Regions from separate parts of the Mus musculus genome. Here region 1 is linked to region 2. The links are chromatin loops, found by intact Hi-C in ENCODE. Cell type or tissue: left cerebral cortex. All regions are shown on one strand. Links, peaks and the distances in the headings refer to the core of each region. The heading gives the core; the rest is flanking DNA.

Evidence for each region. A loop is a pair of places that touch in the nucleus more often than their neighbours do. Peaks named below come from ENCODE experiments on the same cell type or tissue, not always from the same donor. Only the 100,000 strongest peaks of a DNase experiment are listed, where the experiment ranks them.
Region 1: it touches region 2 in a loop (4-fold over the local background); 10 of 42 quality-filtered maps call a loop at or near these places.

Annotation. Positions count from the first base shown.
Region 1 is chr8:83,720,822-83,729,139 of GRCm38, forward strand. It overlaps Ddx39a (DEAD box helicase 39a), which reads left to right. Exons shown (of 11, transcript NM_197982.3): 5 at 136-319; 6 at 913-1,031; 7 at 1,409-1,540; 8 at 1,628-1,737; 9 at 1,828-1,972; 10 at 2,066-2,213; 11 at 2,304-2,530. The coding sequence ends at 2,320. It overlaps Adgre5 (adhesion G protein-coupled receptor E5), which reads right to left. Exons shown (of 20, transcript NM_011925.2): 9 at 8,236-8,313; 10 at 7,460-7,619; 11 at 7,274-7,390; 12 at 6,924-7,147; 13 at 5,044-5,208; 14 at 4,334-4,525; 15 at 3,948-4,177; 16 at 3,797-3,866; 17 at 3,617-3,708; 18 at 3,371-3,539; 19 at 3,158-3,256; 20 at 2,430-3,081. The coding sequence ends at 3,052. Mir1668 (microRNA 1668) reads right to left here and starts at 3,163; the gene lies at 3,057-3,163. In left cerebral cortex, for the core only: a CTCF peak has its summit at 4,156 (motif pointing right); a DNase peak (open chromatin) is centred at 4,127.
Region 2 is chr8:83,951,036-83,959,359 of GRCm38, forward strand. Asf1b (anti-silencing function 1B histone chaperone) reads left to right here and starts at 4,659. Exons shown (of 4, transcript NM_024184.2): 1 at 4,659-4,902. The coding sequence starts at 4,794. It overlaps Gm10644 (predicted gene 10644), which reads right to left and starts at 4,298. Exons shown (of 5, transcript NR_169070.1): 1 at 4,068-4,298. In left cerebral cortex, for the core only: CTCF peaks have their summits at 3,113 (motif pointing right), 4,286, 4,493 and 6,004; DNase peaks (open chromatin) are centred at 4,447 and 5,992; H3K4me3 peaks cover 1,327 bases; H3K27ac peaks cover 323 bases.

The DNA.
Region 1 (8,318 bases), core at 319-8,318, 230 kb before region 2:
CCCTGTTTTTTCGGCCCCGCCTGGGTTCTGAGGGAGTGGGGCTGGAGTGTCAGGTCCCCTCAGGATGGGTGGGACCTATGCTGTAAGGATCACTGCCCCCAGATGGTGGAAACAGCTTTCTTTCTGTCCCCATAGGTTTCTGTGTTCTTTGGAGGCCTCTCCATTAAGAAGGATGAAGATGTGTTGAAGAAGAACTGTCCTCATGTTGTGGTGGGGACACCAGGCCGGATCCTGGCACTTGTGCGGAGCAGGAGCCTCAACCTGAGGAATGTGAAGCACTTTGTGCTAGATGAATGTGACAAGATGCTGGAACAGCTGGGTGAGCATCCTACTGTCCTGTCCAGCTGGTTTCCCACTCATAGAGTCACAGCCGTTTTCTAGGGGGCCTGATAGGGCAGGCAGAGGTGGCTCTTATAGTGGGTCACATGGGTGGCCAGAACTCAGGGTTTCTAGGAGAAGCCTAAGGGGAATTCTGAGGTTACAGAGTATGTGCTGCTTCTGGACCCTAGGCCCCATGAGCTGCCAGCCCTTTAGGGAATCTAGAGGAGTAGAGTGGCCTCAGCCACCATCAGGGGCTGGGAGAGATGGGCATGTGTCCTGGGAAGCAGCTGCAGCTCTCACGCCAGTGGCTGTCTCTGCCTCAGGCTCCCTTTCCTGAAGCGTGGCTCAAGGCGCACTGGCAGCCGCTCCATGCTGGCAGCGAGTAAGTGGACCGCAGCTCCTCCCATGCTTGCGCTCCCGCCCATCCGAGCCCAGCCCCTCAGGCAGCGGGGACACCCCTGGGCCCACTCCACCACGGCTATGGTGCCAGTGTTGTCCGGTCCAGGTTGGGAAGGGCTGGTTCCTCTCTGCTGTGGGTCTGCTCAGTCAGACAAGACACTCAGGCTTGCGATTTGTTGGCATCCCATCCAGACATGCGCCGGGATGTACAGGAGATCTTTCGTCTGACACCCCACGAGAAGCAGTGTATGATGTTCAGCGCCACCCTGAGCAAGGAGATCCGGCCAGTCTGCAGGAAGTTCATGCAGGATGTGAGTAGGGTGACGCCCCAGCTGGCTGGCTGCCTGCCCACCGTGGCCAACACCTCAGCGCAGCAGCTTTGGCCCTCTCTGATGGGCTGGGCCACTCTGCGACAAGCACACTGCTCTCATGGCCTGGAGGATGCTAGGAGGCTTCGCCGGCCTCCTTCCTTCCCCTGGTTTGTCAAACTGGGAGCTGAGTGGTCCACACCTGAGCCAGAGGCAGAGCTTACATCCGGCTTTTGGGAGAGAATTGTTTACTGAGGTTGGGTGCAACAGGCCCTCTGGGAATCATCAATACAGAGGAGCTGCTCTCTGGAAGGTTCCGGGCACATGAGACGCCCAGAAGTGAGCCCTACTCGCCCCTTCCTGCTTCCCTCCCCACACAGCCTATGGAGGTGTTTGTGGACGACGAGACCAAGCTCACACTGCATGGGCTGCAGCAGTATTACGTCAAGCTCAAGGACAGTGAGAAGAACCGTAAGCTCTTCGACCTCCTCGACGTGCTAGAGTTTAACCAGGTGATGCTTCCTTCCTTCCTTCCTTCCACACCAAGATATGGGCCTGTGGGGTGATTATCTATGCGCCTAAACACCCTTCTTCTTCAGGTGGTGATCTTTGTCAAGTCTGTGCAACGCTGCATGGCCCTGGCCCAGCTCCTAGTGGAGCAGAATTTCCCAGCTATCGCTATTCACCGAGGCATGGCCCAGGAGGAGCGGTGAGTGCATGAGTGAGTGATGTCCACCAGGGCCAAGGCTGCTCACACCTGGGACTCGGGTTTAATGCCTCTGCTTGTCTCCCGCTCTAGCCTGTCCCGATACCAGCAGTTCAAGGACTTCCAGCGACGAATCCTGGTGGCTACTAATCTGTTTGGCAGAGGTATGGACATTGAGCGAGTCAACATTGTCTTCAACTATGACATGCCAGAGGACTCAGACACCTACCTTCACCGAGTGAGCGCCTCCTCCCAGTGTGGGCGGGCTCAGGACCTCCCCCACCCTTCTCAGATCCTCAGGAGTGACTGTCTCCTGACCATCTCTCTGCAGGTGGCTCGTGCTGGTCGCTTTGGTACCAAGGGCCTGGCAGTCACTTTTGTATCGGATGAAAATGATGCCAAAATCCTTAATGATGTTCAGGACCGGTTTGAAGTGAATGTAGCTGAGCTTCCAGAGGAAATAGATATCTCCACATACAGTGAGTACCTGGAGCCACTCAGGGCAGGAGCGGGGCTTCAGGAGCAAAGGCCCTCTATCCTCACTCACTGTGTCTTTCTTGTCTTTACAGTTGAGCAGAGCCGGTAACCGTATGTGTAGCCAGGGCAACATGGCCACTCTCTTTCCCACCTGCTGCTTCAGAACCTCTTTCTAGGTGACAAATCGATGTCTCTTTTTATTGTTCCAAAGCTTTAGTGATGTAAGAATAAACTTTTATTGTGAATGCATGGCTCCAGCCCCATCCCTTTCGGTCAACATCTCATGGGGTTGGGTCAAGCCAGCAAACTTCTCACCAGCAAACGTGCCATCTTTTTTATCAATATGATATTTAATTTTGTGTGTCAACATTGAAAGGTTTACAGGTTAAAAAAATTACAAAACCTAGTCTTTAGCTGTGAGACCTTCTGCCCTGGATGTGGAGCAGCGAGGCCTCTGTACCGTGAGCCTCAGCAGCAGGCGGGCTTCAGTGGCTGACGTGGCATCCACAGTCTTAGCTTAAGGAAACTGAACCCAGCACCCTGGCAAAGAGCCCAGGTCTCAAGGGCTCTTCCCTTTGTCCTAGGACTGCCTGCCTCGTGTACCAGGCAGTGGGCTGCAGGTCTGGGCTGGCTGCATTCTGTTTCTCTGGTAGGCAGTAGCTGTGGTGAGGCAGAGACAACCAGAAGCAGGACCAGCGACCCCTTGCCCCGTGGCAGGGCTCATTGCTGGGTTTGCATCCCTTCTTTATATGAAGTGGGGTCAAAGGCCGAAAGGTGGCAGGAACAGAAGGCAGAATGACAGCCGTGAGTATGTGCTGCTGTCCTTCATGGAACTCGCCTTCACATCCCTGATTCTGAGGACCTGAGAGCCTGCAGAGAAGGAGGCCTTTGAGGCTGAGCTCACCTAGGCCTGCCCTCCCAGCCCCACTGCAGGCCAGCCCCTTACCCGTGTTTGGCTGGTGCCAGTGCCTGTTGTGGAAGAGTTGAACTCTGTGTACTTGCTCCCAGTGACCATGCAGGCCCATTTCCAGTACTCTTCCCTCACCTGTGAACACAAGGCACCAGGTTATGGGGAAAAAAGGAGCTGGGCTAGGGACTCAGGCCTGGCCCTGCCTCCTCCCACCCTGGGCTCTTCCATAGCCAGCTCTGGTCAGCCTACCTTTTTGTTGAGCAGGCAGAGCATCACATAGAGGAATAGGCCCTGCAGGCAGTTGAGCAGGGTAAAGATGTAGGATAGCCATGTGCTATGGGGGTTGAAGAGGAACAGGCCGAAGCCCCAGGTGCAGCCCAGCACAAGGAGCTGGGCGATGGAGGTGATGGTCAGCACCCTGTGGGGGTGGACAACTGTAGCAAACAGCCCGGTCTCCAGCCCTTGCCCCAAAGCCTCCTTCCCTGCCCCTCTCACCTCGCCTTCCTTAACTTCTTCATGTTTGGGTTGATTTCAGAAAACTTCTTTGTGAGCTTCCAGACAGTGATCACGAAAATGGCAGCATTGCACTGAGTGGGGATCATGGTCTCGGGTTATAGGGCTGCAAGGAGTTAGCAGTCTGGCTGCTCAGGCCTCCAGTGCCCAGAGAGTACTTACGAAAATGATGAAGGCCACGGGTCCCGAAAAGCTCCAGAGAAAGCCCTGCTTCCTAAAGTCCAGCCAGCAGCTTGGGGAGGAGAAGGTGCCCCATCAGTCAGTGCCCCAGCCCTGGCCCCGCCCAGCCTGGGCCTCACTTCAGTACACTCACTATGTTGCATGCCCATAGCCATCCATTTTGACAACTGCCATTGAGATGGCCACGATGAGGAGGGGCACCCCGTAGCCAATCAGGCAGCGTTGCCATGTACTCAGGCCTTGGCCCTGGAACACACGCACCACCAGGAAGTAGAGCTCCACGCCCTCCAGTGCCATCCAGCAGAAGGCGGCCAGGAAGCAGAAATGCAGCATCACGGCCACCAGGCGGCAGCGCAGGCCCACCTGTGGGATGGAGAGTTAGGAAGAATCAGTGCCCGGTAGGACCACTGGGCTTCAAAGCCTCATGCCCCAGCAGCGGGGCTCCATCAGGTTCTGGCTCCACACTGAGCCCCAGCTGGGCCTTACTCCTAGGACTTAACTCCATGCTCTGGAACTTACCTCACCCCCTTCATTCTCCACGCCGACCAGGAATATGATTGAGCCCAGGAAGAGGCAGATGCACAGGTGCAGGTGCACCATGGTTCGAGAGCTCTGGATGGGCTTCACCAGCAGGAAGGTCAGGATGCACAGCAGCAGGCAGATCAGGGACAACAACAGCCCCACCTTGGTGATCAATTCCAGCCTTGGGTCCTAGGAGCAGGCAACCAGGATGAGTGGTGTGCCCTCACACCCCTCCTACCTATGATCCTGCATCCTGTCTTGGACTACAGGGCCAACTGGCTAATTCAAGCTGACCATGTGGCCCAGGTAATAGCCATGTTCAGGAAGCTACACTACCTGGAACAATCTACACAGGGCCTTTTATTTGCAGGGGAGGAGGGTTGCCGGGTGAAGTATCTGTTGTCACTGTGCTTTCTGGAGATGGAACTCGGGTTATTAGGTTGGCTACCTGCAGGCACCTTTACTCACTGACCCATCTCATCTGCCCAGACTGGTGTGCTTTTAGCAGTTCTTGACAGTTGTGCAGTGACTCAGACAAGAGGCCTGCATCCATCAGCTACTGGGTCATAAAGAGGATTCCAGGGGAGGAGCTAAAAAGCAAGGCATGGGGCCATCCAAAGGAGCCTGCTTGAACAACACCCTTGAGTGGAGACCATGCTCCTGCCTAGCACACCTGGCTACCTGTGGGTCTAGAGCTTACCGCTTACCTGCACATGGTACTGAGCCATTAGGATGGCAAAGCTGGTCAGGTGGTTGCAGTGGCAGAAGCCAGTGCCATTCATTGAGCAGCCGTCGGTGTCCCAGTACCCATTCCCGTTGTGGGCTTTCCAGAAGGCACATATCAGCTCATGACGTGGCTCAATTGACTCCACCTGTGGGCAGATAGGTGGTGAGGGTGTCGGAAGCACACTTTGAGCACACTTAGGGCCAGTCTGGGGGAGCTGAGAACCTTGCTTTTGGCTACATAAGTATCTACTTTGTGCTCAGAGAGCATGAGGAGCCAGCAACTGAACAACAGGACACCAGCCCTTGCCCTGAGCTGAAACATCACAAGCAGTAGCAGGTAATAAATGCCAAGGAAATTAAAAGAGCCAGCGGGAATGGTTGCCTACAGATTGTAATTTAAAAACAAAAACTAGGTTTATTGGATGTCCTCAGTCTATGTATACTATCTCATACACTCCAGGCTGCCTCAAACAGCAAAGAGTTACAGAGACAAAGTTTGGAGCTGAGACGAAAAGATGGACCATCTAGAAACTGCCATATCCAGGGATCCATCCCATAATCAGCTTCCACACGCTGACACCATTGCATACACTAGCAAGATTTTGTTAGAAGGACCCAGATATGGCTGTCTCTTGTGAGACTATGCCAGGGCCTGGCAAACACAGAAGTGGATGCTCATAGTCAGCTATTGGATGGATCACGGGCCCCCAATGAAGGAGCTAGGGAAAGTACTCAAGCTGCTGAAGGGATCTGCAATCCTATAGGAGGAACAACAATATGAACTATCCAATAACCCCTGGAGCTCGTGTCTCTAGCTGCATATGAATCAGAAGATGGCCTAGTCGGCTATCAGTGGAAAGAGAGGCCCATTGGTCGTGAAAACTTTATATGCCTCAGTACAGGGGAACACCAGGGCCAAGAAGTGGGAGTGGGTGGGTAGGGGAATGGGTGGGGGAGTGTGTGGGGGACTTTTGGGATAGCATTGGAAATGTAATTGAAATAAATACCCAATAAAAAATATGGAAAAAAAAACTGGTTTCTACTACCATGTAGGTCCCAACTCAGGCTGGGAATTAAATTAAGGTTTGGTGAAACCGTGGGAGCTGGGAATTGAACTCACGACCTCTGGAAGAGCAATCAGTGCTCTTAACCACTGAGCCATCTCCCCACCCCTTTTAAAACATTTTATGATACTGAAGACCAAACCTTACCATGCCAGGTAAGCATTCCACCATTGAGTCAACTACTGGCCTTGCCTCACAGTTACTTATCTGTTTGCTCATTCATTCATTCAATTCAGCAGTACTAGGGGCTGAACCCAGGGACTTTCTGAATGCCAACCAACTGTAGCACTGAGTTTGAAAACAAGGTCTTGCCAAGTTGCTCAGGTGGGCCTTAACTTCACTCCAGGCAGGCTTTGAACCTTGAATTTCCTGCCTCCCAGCAATTGAGAGGAAAATGTCTGTGCCACAACACCCAGCTCAGATTTTATTTCTTTTTTTATCTATTTAGTTTTGTTTTTTGCTGTTTTATTTTTTGGGACAGAGTCTTTATGAGCTTTATCCTGAATTTCTGTAGACCATGCTGGCCTCAAACTCAGAGAGCCTCCCAAGTACTAGAATTAAAAGCATGTGTCACCACACACACCCCACAGCTGTGATTTTAAATTTTTTATGTATTTTTAGTGTTTTTTATTACATTTATTTTGTGTGTGTGTTGGAGGAAGGAGTCAGAATAACTTTGGGAGTTAGTTCTCTCGTACCATGTAGGTCAAGAGGCGCTGCCCTGACTTTTGACTTTGGTTAGGGGGTGAGCCACAGAGCATCCCCACCCCTCCCCTCTCTCCAGTTGGAGGACTCACAGAAGTAAAGTCGAACTTGAACGTGACATTCGAGGCGAGCTTTTCAGTGTTCGTGTTGGTCAGGAAGACAGAATTGATGTTTGAGAGAAGCTTAAGTGAGACACTCGGAATCGGGCTTCCATAGAAGTCCTCCAAGGAGGCCCTTCTCTGCTCCAAGTTCAGCGGGGTGTTGCCCAGCAGCTTTTCCATGTTTGGGCTGGACAGGATGCCTGCCACCGAGGAGCCTGGGGGCAGACATGAAGGCTCAACTCCTGTCCCCTCTCTGTACTCCTCCCAGTGGGCTGGTGTCTCCCTGTCCTCTCCAGACCTCACCCTGGTTTCCCTGGCAGGCGCCCTCTCTGGACCCCTACCATTTTCTGAGATTTTGGCTCCAGCTGTCACAGCCCAGTCCAGCTCCATCCAAGTTTGGCCGTGGTGCACTGTGGTAACATCTTTGTTGTCTTGCTCCTTCACCATCAGGGACAGTTCTGAAGAGACAGGGACATGATTGGGGGAACCAAGGATGGTTCCTGGGGTGGGGCAGGAAGAAGGCTTACCAGTATTTGAAGGGGACGTGTAGGTGAAGGGGCCTTTGGGTAAAAACTGAGCCAAGGTCCGAAGGCTTTGTTCCAGGTTCGAGAGCAACTGGGCAGCTACTTGTTGGGTTTCAGTCTCCATGGGGTCTTCCAGCAGCTTGTCCACAGCCTCGATGAGTTTCTGGGGTAATGAGTGACAGAGTTGCTAAGGTTTTGAACCACAGAAACTAAATGAAGGACCCTGACCACTCTGCCTACCAGCAGACACTGGAGAGCCACGCGGGCTCCCTGGGGAGTCAGCTGGCGGGATGCAGTAAGACTTACACAGTAGCCAGAAAACAAGGAGGTGAAGTTTATGACCCTGTGCATCTGCATGTCACAACAGCACGTAAACAACAGTAGGCACAGGGACTGCCAAGGCTCTGCTGAGCCATGCCCCCCCCCAGCCCTCACTGGGGATTCTAGACTGGTGCTCTTCCATTATGACCTTGGGCTTCTGCTCTTCCTGCCTCTACCTGCTGGAGTCACAGGCATGTCATCGATGTCTAACTCAGGAACTTGAGATCCTTCTTAAGGCCCCAAGCAGAGTGGGCCATCATGCTCTGCTTAATTCCAATCTTAACTGCCCCAGTCACTGCCATTATAACCCTTGTGTAGTAGCCACACACATGGCTGCACATGTCAGATCCATGTGCCCCAAACCAGAAATACTGCTCGGACGGATAGAATGCTGTCAGTCTGCCCTGAAGCCTGTGACATGTTCCACGATGCACCAGGGTCCCAAGTGTCTCCCTCACCTGGATGGTGTAGTTGACCGTGGCTGGATTGAAGTCACGGAGCAGATTCTGGACTTCAACAGAGAATCTCAAGAGAGTCTGGG
Region 2 (8,324 bases), core at 76-8,075:
CTCAGGACCTTCGGAAGAGCAGTCAGTGCTCTTAACCTGCTGAGCCATCTCACCAGCCCAGATTTCTGTTTTCAATCAGAAAATAATAATAATAATAATAAGACAAAGCCCAGTTCAAAACTAACAAAGTTCTGCAGCTGTAGCTCATTGTAGAGTGCTTGCCTAGCAAACCAAAGGACTAGGATTCCATTCCCCATAACTAGGAGATGGTGAGGGTCCTCAGATGTGATAGCCTCTACAAAGTAAAACCTTGTGTCAAAAAAAAAAAAAAAACAGGCTGGCAGGGCTGGAGAGCTGGCTCAGTGGGTACTGGGTGTGAGCACTTGGTGCTCTTGCAGAGATTGTTTTTAGCACTCATATGGTAGCTCACAGCTGTTTTCAGCTCCATTTCCAGAGGATCTAGTGCCCTCATCTGTCCTCTGTAGGCACCAGGCACACAAAGTGATATGTAGGCATATATACAGGTAAAATACTCATAACACACACACACACACAGAATTGTTGCAATGGTTTGGTGAATAATGGCACTTTCCTGATGGCCTGAGTTGGATCCCTGGGAGCCAGTTTCTACAATTTGTCCTCTGACTTCTGCATTCGAGCACACAAATAAAAATAAACAGGGGCTGGAAAGATGGCTTGATGTATAGGACCCTGGCTCAATTCTCAGCGCTCACAATACAGTTCACAGTCATCTGAAACTCCCACTTCCAAGAGATCTGACATGCTCTTCTGGCTTCTTTGTGTACCAAGCCTGCTACAGAGACATACATGTAGAAAAAACACTCATACATATATTTTTAAAAGTATCTAATAAATGCAATATACATGAGAAAACTAAGGCACAAAGAGGATGTGAGTAGCCTATGAGACTAACGAGTAGTAGATCCAGAGTATAAAAATAAGAAGGACCATATGAGATAAGGTGGTCTGAGGAACCTTCTGAGGACATTCCTGATAGTGGAGATGAGACAGCAAGTGATTACCCAGGGAAAACATAATCTACGCAAAGGGAACAGTAAGTGCGAAGCCCCAAAGCAGGACATCAGACTGGTGTTGAAAGAGAAGAAATAAAGCCAGCAAGGTTTTGAGTAGTGACAGGAAACTGGACAATGAGGGTGGTGAGGTTAGCCAGGGCCACCATGAAGGGCCTCTTGAACCATAGTAAAGATCTTAGGTTTCATTCTAAGCAGGATAAGCCTTTGAAGGTTTTAAGCAGAATAATAACATGATCTGGTTTATGGCTGAAGGTCATTCAGCTAGCTGTACCAAGAATGAAATGGACAGGACTTGCTTTATAAGTACCAGAGTATTGTGGCTAATAAGCTTTGCTGGGGTATGAAGAGGATGGGTGGAGGGATAAAGTAGCCCACAATGCAAACAGAGAGGAACAAACTTGGCTTATGTCTAGGAAATATATGGCAACTCCATCATTAATTCATCTTACTTTCTGAGACAATGCATTACTATATAGTTCAGGCTGGCCTCAAAATTGTGTACAATCCTATCTTTATCTTCTCAAGTGCTAAGACCTAACTACTTCATTTCAGTTCTGGGGCTAAATTGCCCCCCTTTTCCAGAGTCAGGATTTCTCTGTGTAGCCCAGGCTGCCCTGGAACTTGCTCTGTAGACCAGGCTGGCTTCAAACTCAGAGATTCACATGCATATGCCTCCTAAGTGCTGGGAATAAAGGTGTGCACCATCAACGGACAGACCAACTGACTGGCAGGCGAGCTTTTAAAGATGTAGTTGTTTTAGTTAACTTTTCTGTTGCTGAGAAACACAACAAAGGCAATTTATAAACAAAAATTTAATTTGGCTTAGAGTCCATGATGGTGGGAGTAGAAGCATGGTGGTAGGAAGAGCTGGGAGCTCACATCCTGAGTCACAAGCAGGAGGCAGAGAACATACAGAGAGAAAACCTGTTCCTAGTGATACACCACCTCCAAAAAGACCACACATCCTGAGCCTTCTTAAACAGTTCCACCATCTAGGAGCCAGGCACTCAAATATACAAGCATATGGGAGCCATTCTCATTTGAACCACCATACTTGGGAACAGTTGGGATTGAAGTACATGAACCCATAGTTTCTTTTTCCTTTTTTGTTCTTTTGGGGTGGGGGCACTGTGTATAGCTGGTTGTCCTGGAATGTCAGGAGTTCTCAAACTCACAGAGATCTTTCTGCTTCTGCCTCTTGAATGCTGAGATTAAAGGAGTGTGCCACTACACCCAGCTGTTTTTCTAAAGATTCATTTATTTTTATGTACTATTGTTTTGCTTGGCTATATGTATGCACAGCACATGACTGCCTAGTGTAATCAATGGTAAGAAGAGAGTTTTGGATCCCCTGGAGCTGAAGCTATCTATAGACGATTGTGAGTTGCCATGCCACCTGTAGGCTGGAAACCAAACTTGGGTCCTCTGGGGTTTCTTGTTTGGGTTTTGTTTTATTGTTTTTGTTGTTGTTGTTGTTTCAAGACAGTGTCTCTCTATGTTGTCTGGCTGTCCTGGAACTCAATCTGTAGACAAGGCTGGTCTCAAACTCACAGAGATCTGCCTGCCTCTTAATTGCTGAATAATTGTTCCAGCATTAAAATAAAAATCCTTAAATAATAAGGATATATATTCTTTTTTTTTTTTTTTTTTTTTTGGTTTTTCGAGACAGGGTTTCTCTGTATAGCCTTGGCTGTCCTGGAACTCACTTTGTAGACCAGGCTGGCCTCGAACTCAGAAATCTGCCTGCCTCTGCCTCCCGAGTGCTGGGATTAAAGGCGTGCACCACCACGCCCAGCTAAGAATATATATTCTTAAATATTATATACTTAAACAATATGAGTGCAGATGCTTACAGAGACCAGAGGACGGTATCAGATCCTTTGAAGCTAGAGCGGGTTGGAAGTCAGGTCCTCTGCAAGAGCAGTATACTCTTAAAGCACTGAACCACTTCTCTAGCCCTCAAATTCCTCATCTCACAAGAATGGCCTTGAACTCCTAACCTGCCTCCTAAGTGCTGAAATTACTGGCTTACATTTTCTTTTTTTTTTTAATATTTATTTATTTATTATATGTAAGTACACTGTAGCTGTCTTCAGACACACCAGAAGAGGGAGTCAGATCTTGTTACAGATGGTTGTAAGCCACCATGTGGTTGCTGGGATTTGAACTCAGGACCTTCAGAAGAGCAGTCGGGTGCTCTTACCTGCTGAGCCATCTCACCAGCCCCTTACATTTTCAACTATAAATTTTGTGAAATATAAAAGGTCAGATACCTCTTTCAAATAAAAGTGGACAGTCCCATGCTAGGTTACAGACCTGTTTGAAATGTGAAACACATACAGGATCCCAAAGACTTCTCAATGAGTAAAAAGGTGCAGGATAGCTCATTGGTGTTTTTAGAATGGTCATATTTGAAATGATTATTTTTGTCCTATTTAGTTAAGTGTCTATTAAAAATCATATTCATTGCTTCTTGGCCTTTTTGCATTGGCCAAGTATGAAAACTAATTTACTTACTTCCCCAAACTCACTGTGTAGATCAGGCTGGCCCACAGAAGTCTGCCTACCTCTGAGTCCTGAGATTAATGGCACGCATCTACCTTTCCATTTTGTTTTAACCTTTAAAAGATGTGATTGGTAAAGGTTGTGTAAGAAGCTATGACAGGGTATAAAGAACCAGAAAGTAAGGAGAAAAGGTAAGTTTCACAGACAGCGGCAGTTAACTGGTTTGGTTTTGGATCAGGGTTTCTCTGTGTAGCCCTGGCTGTCCTAGAACTTGCTCTGCAGACCAGGCTGGCCTCGAACTCACAGGTCCACCTGCCTCTGCCTCCCGTGTGCTGGGATAAAAAGCGTGCGTCACCGAGCCCGGGCTGAAAGACAGAGTGCAGAGGCAGGATTCAAACCCTGGTCTGTCCACGAACCAGAACTCCCTTCGGACTGAGACTCGATCCTGTATCCCCTCTCATCGCTACGCCATCTTGTCTCAGGGGTGATCTAAACCTTCTCGACAGTCTCCTCGACCATGATTTTCAAAGGTAGGAACCCCTCAGGGTAGTCCCCAGAAACGCTCACCTGCTGACAGCCGCCTAAACCGCCCAGGCCACTCTCTCCTCCTTAAAGCTTTTCACTGTGAGGGTGTGCGATTTCCACAGCTCTCCAGCCCGGCGTTCCTCACGCCCACCATAATAGCCAATCACGTCTCAGAAACCCGCTTACGGCCACGCCCACGATCGATACTCAATCACTGCGAGTGCGAGTGCCGTCTTCTCAGCGCGTTTTAGTGAGAGTCGCGCGCCACCGTTCGGCCGTTGGTGGCGCTGCTCTCTGTGAGGTGCGTCTACCGGAAAAGCGGAACGAGGGGCGGGGGATGCCGGTGCGGTAACCCTTGGGATTGGACAAGAGAAGTTCCGCGCTCTAACTCCGCCCACCCCGGAGCGAGCTATTCCAGTCGGAGACTCCAGGGATTGGTTCCCGATAGACCTTTACGAAGCTAAGAGATTAACGTTCCGCCTCCTGGGGCCCGTGAAGAGGGAGCTTCTCTGATTGGTCTGAGGGTCCAGGCGCGCGCCTGAAGACGCCTCGAGATTGGCTGATGGCTCGCGCCGTCATCGGTCCTTAGCGGCGATTGGCTGGAAGGCGGAGCCGGCTATTTGAAGGGAGCGCGCTGAGCGGAGGAGCGCTTCAGAGGGAAGAGTTGGGAGACGCAGGGAGGTTTCCGTCCTGTCGTCCCCCCCTTCTTCTCTGTCGCAAGTCACTGTGAAGAAGTCTCCACAGCAGCTGCGGCTCCCGGGCGCGGTGATGGCCAAGGTGTCGGTGCTGAATGTGGCTGTGCTGGAGAACCCGAGCCCTTTCCACAGCCCCTTCCGGTTCGAGATCAGCTTCGAATGCAGTGAGGCCCTGTCTGACGGTGAGGCCGGGCCTGAGCCGGGGACCCCAGACCCTCCTGCCCTCGGGGTTTCGCCACCCCCAATCTCCCGGGGCCAACTAGATCTCCCATTAGATACGCCTCCATGGCCCAGCTCCGGTCTCTCGGTGGAGCCGGCTCTGTCCAGTGTACATTGTCTGGTGGAGGCCTCGTCACCCTTCGTCTTGCACCGCTTGTCCTTGTACGCTTTCCCTGGAGACCCGCAGCCACGCCTTTTCCCTATGGCTAGACCCCGCGTTGATGCCCTTCCTCCTAAGAAACCATCCACGTGTCCTATGGAATCCCAACCTCCAGTCCCGTCCCCCCCCCTTTTCCTTGTGGGTATCTTTTCCTACAAAGCAGCCAGACTCTTCTGTTGCCCTGTCCGCCCATGTCAAGACCTTCTTCACCCCATGGCTCCCAAAAACCCCCTCCCCAGACAACTCCAGATTTGTCCCCCACAACTCCTGCTTGCCAACCGTAACAACATGGTGTTGCCTATAAGCCTTCTTCCTTTAGGTTAGTCCCAGATCCTATGTCTGAGCTCCCTCTGAGGAGAGATGGGGGCTTCTGACTCCAGGCTTTGTAGGTAACTTGGTCTCCCCAGCTCCTGGTCTGGGTGAATGTCCTGAGGTGAGGGGTGCCACAGCCAGGCAGGCCTCTTCCAGTTTCTGAGATTTCTACTAGCTGCCAGCTAACTCAGTGCAAGGAACCCCTCATCCCTTTTGATGGGCTGACCTTGTCTGGGGAGTGGGTGGACTGACCAAACAGGGATGGGATCCAACTTCCATCAACTGGGAGGCCACGGGCTTTTGTGGATCTTTCACAGAATGACTTAATTCATCTGTGGGACATAAAGGTGGACATGGCTCTCATCACACAGATGAGAGAACAAGAGCCATAAAGAGCAAAAGACTTTCAAATAAATCCATGAACATGTAAACTGTGAAGTCACTTTGGATTCTCAGCTCCCCAGCAAAAGGCAAGTCCTGTTTTCAGAGGACCTGCTTTCAACACTCCACGAGACCATTTCTCTACTGAGTGTTGAAAGGATGTAGCAGCTGAGGAGGTGGAGCTCTGAGAGCCTAGGCTGTGGCAACTAGTGCCTCTTGGTGGCTGTTGGTGGTATTCAGTTAAGGCCAGCCACTCCTGTTCACTTGGAGCTGCTATGTGTGTGCTTGGGGTGGGTCAGTGGCTCAGCCTCTCCCTAGTTTCTTACCCCTTAAGTTTAAATGAATCTACTTATGACTAACTATAGAATAAGCTGGGTTAAATCCTTACTGGAACAAGGCAGGGTGTAAATAAATAAATAAAAGGTAGAGTAACAGTGTGGAATACGATTTATTTGGAAGCCAAGAGGAGATATAAGGAGCTGATAGATTAAGGGATTCACAGTTCCCAGATGCTGAGAGATCAGGTTTCAATCAGTCTGTTTGTGCTCCTTGCATTTAAAAATGGTTGCATGGTCATTGCCTAGTATTACTTTTATTCCTTATTTATAGAACCAGAACAGCGAGGCTAGAGTCAGCCTGTTGGTCATGTTTTAATAGGAGCAGGGTGATTTTTCCAAGTCAGCCAGATAGTAGTAGAAGCATTATCATTGAAGTTTGTCTCTGAGTTCTGAGTCCAGATTGTTTTTATTTATTTATTTTTTTTTTTAGTTTAATTTGTGGGTGTGGGCCAGAGAAACTGCAAGTGGTCTTTCTCAATTGCTGTCCACCTTTTTTTGTTTTGTTTTGTTTTGTTTTTTGTTTTTTGTTTTTTCCAGACAGGGTTTCTCTGTATAGTCTTGGCTGTCCTGGGACTCACTTTGTAGACCAGGCTGGCCTCGAACTCAGAAATCCGCCTGTCTCTGCCTCCCAAGTGCTGGGATTAAAGGTGTGCGCCACCACTGCCTGGCCACCTTTTTATTTTTATTTTATTTTATTTTTTGTGTGTATGTTTTGTCTACATGTATTTATGCCACCACTTGAGTGCCTGATAGCCACATAGTTCAGAAGGAGTTGGGTATTCTAGAACTTGAGTTACAGGCTTGTGAGTCTCCATGGAGGTGTTAGGAATCTTACCTGGCCTCTAGAAGAGCAGCCAATGCTCTTAACCATGGGCTGTCTCTCTAGCCTTGTCCTACTTAAAAGACAGTGTCTCTGTAAAGCCTGGAGCTACAATACTGGTAGTCTGGCTGTCTAGTAAGCCAGGGATCCACCATCTTATTCTCTTCAGTAATGGGGTTTTCTTTCCTTTTCTTTTTGTTCTTTGAAACAGGGTCTCACTATATAGTTCTGGCTGATCTAGAACTTACTCTGTAGACTAGGAGGGCCTTGAAGTCAAAGATCTGCTTGTCTCTGCCTCCCCAGTGCTGGGATTCAAAGTGTACACCTCCACATGTGACCTCATTCCTTTCTTTTTTATTTTTGTGTCTATGTTGGCGGTGGCATATGCATGGGAGCCCCTGGAAGGCAGAGACAACTGATCCTCTATAGCTGATTTGAGATTCCCGACATGGGTGTTGGGAGTCAAACCTGGATCTTAAAGGTCAATACTGGATTCTAGCCTTGAACTATCTCTCCAGTACCCTGAATTCAGGTTCTTTTTTTTTTTTTTTTTTTTTTTTTTTTTTTAAAGGTTTATTTATTTATTATATGTAAGTACATTGTAGCTGTCTTCAGACACTCCAGAAGAGGGTGTCAGATCTTGTTACAGGTGGTTGTGAGCCACCATGTGGTTGCTGGGATTTGAACTCCGGACCTTCGGAAGAGCAGTCGGGTGCTCTTACCCACTGACCCATCTCACCAGCCCCTGAATTCAGGTTCTTAAAACACTTATCTGCTGAGACATCTAGCCAGATTCCTTTTCTGAAGCCAGAAGACGTCAGATTACCTGAACTGGAATTAGAGACAGTTGTGAGCCACTGTGTGGGTGCTCTGGATCAAACCTGGGTCCTCTGCAAGTGTTCTGAAATGCGCCAGGCATTGTGGCGCACACCTTTAATCCCAGCACTCGGGAGGCAGAGGCAGGCAGATTTCTGAGTTCGAGGACAGCCTGGTCTACAGAGTGAGTTCCAGGACATCTGGGGCTACACAGAGAAACCCTGTCTGGAAAAACCAAAAAAAAAAAAAAAAAAAAAAAAATGCTGAGCCATCTCCCCAGACCCTACTTGCAAGTTTTATTTAATTTTAACCTCTTTATTTTTTGTGGGGGTGGTAGGAGTCCTATGTGTGGTGGTGTCTTTTATTTCTGTGTTAGAAATCAGAACTACACACATGCTAAACAGTTGTCCTGCCATTGAGCTGTATCATCAGCTCAACAGGCTATTTTAGGAGACCATATTAAGAATGACCGTAGAATTTCTTGTCACATCAGGACCCTTTGAAAAGATAGAAGAGGGTGTTTTTCCTCTAAGTTATGATGGTTGGTTTTATTCCTTA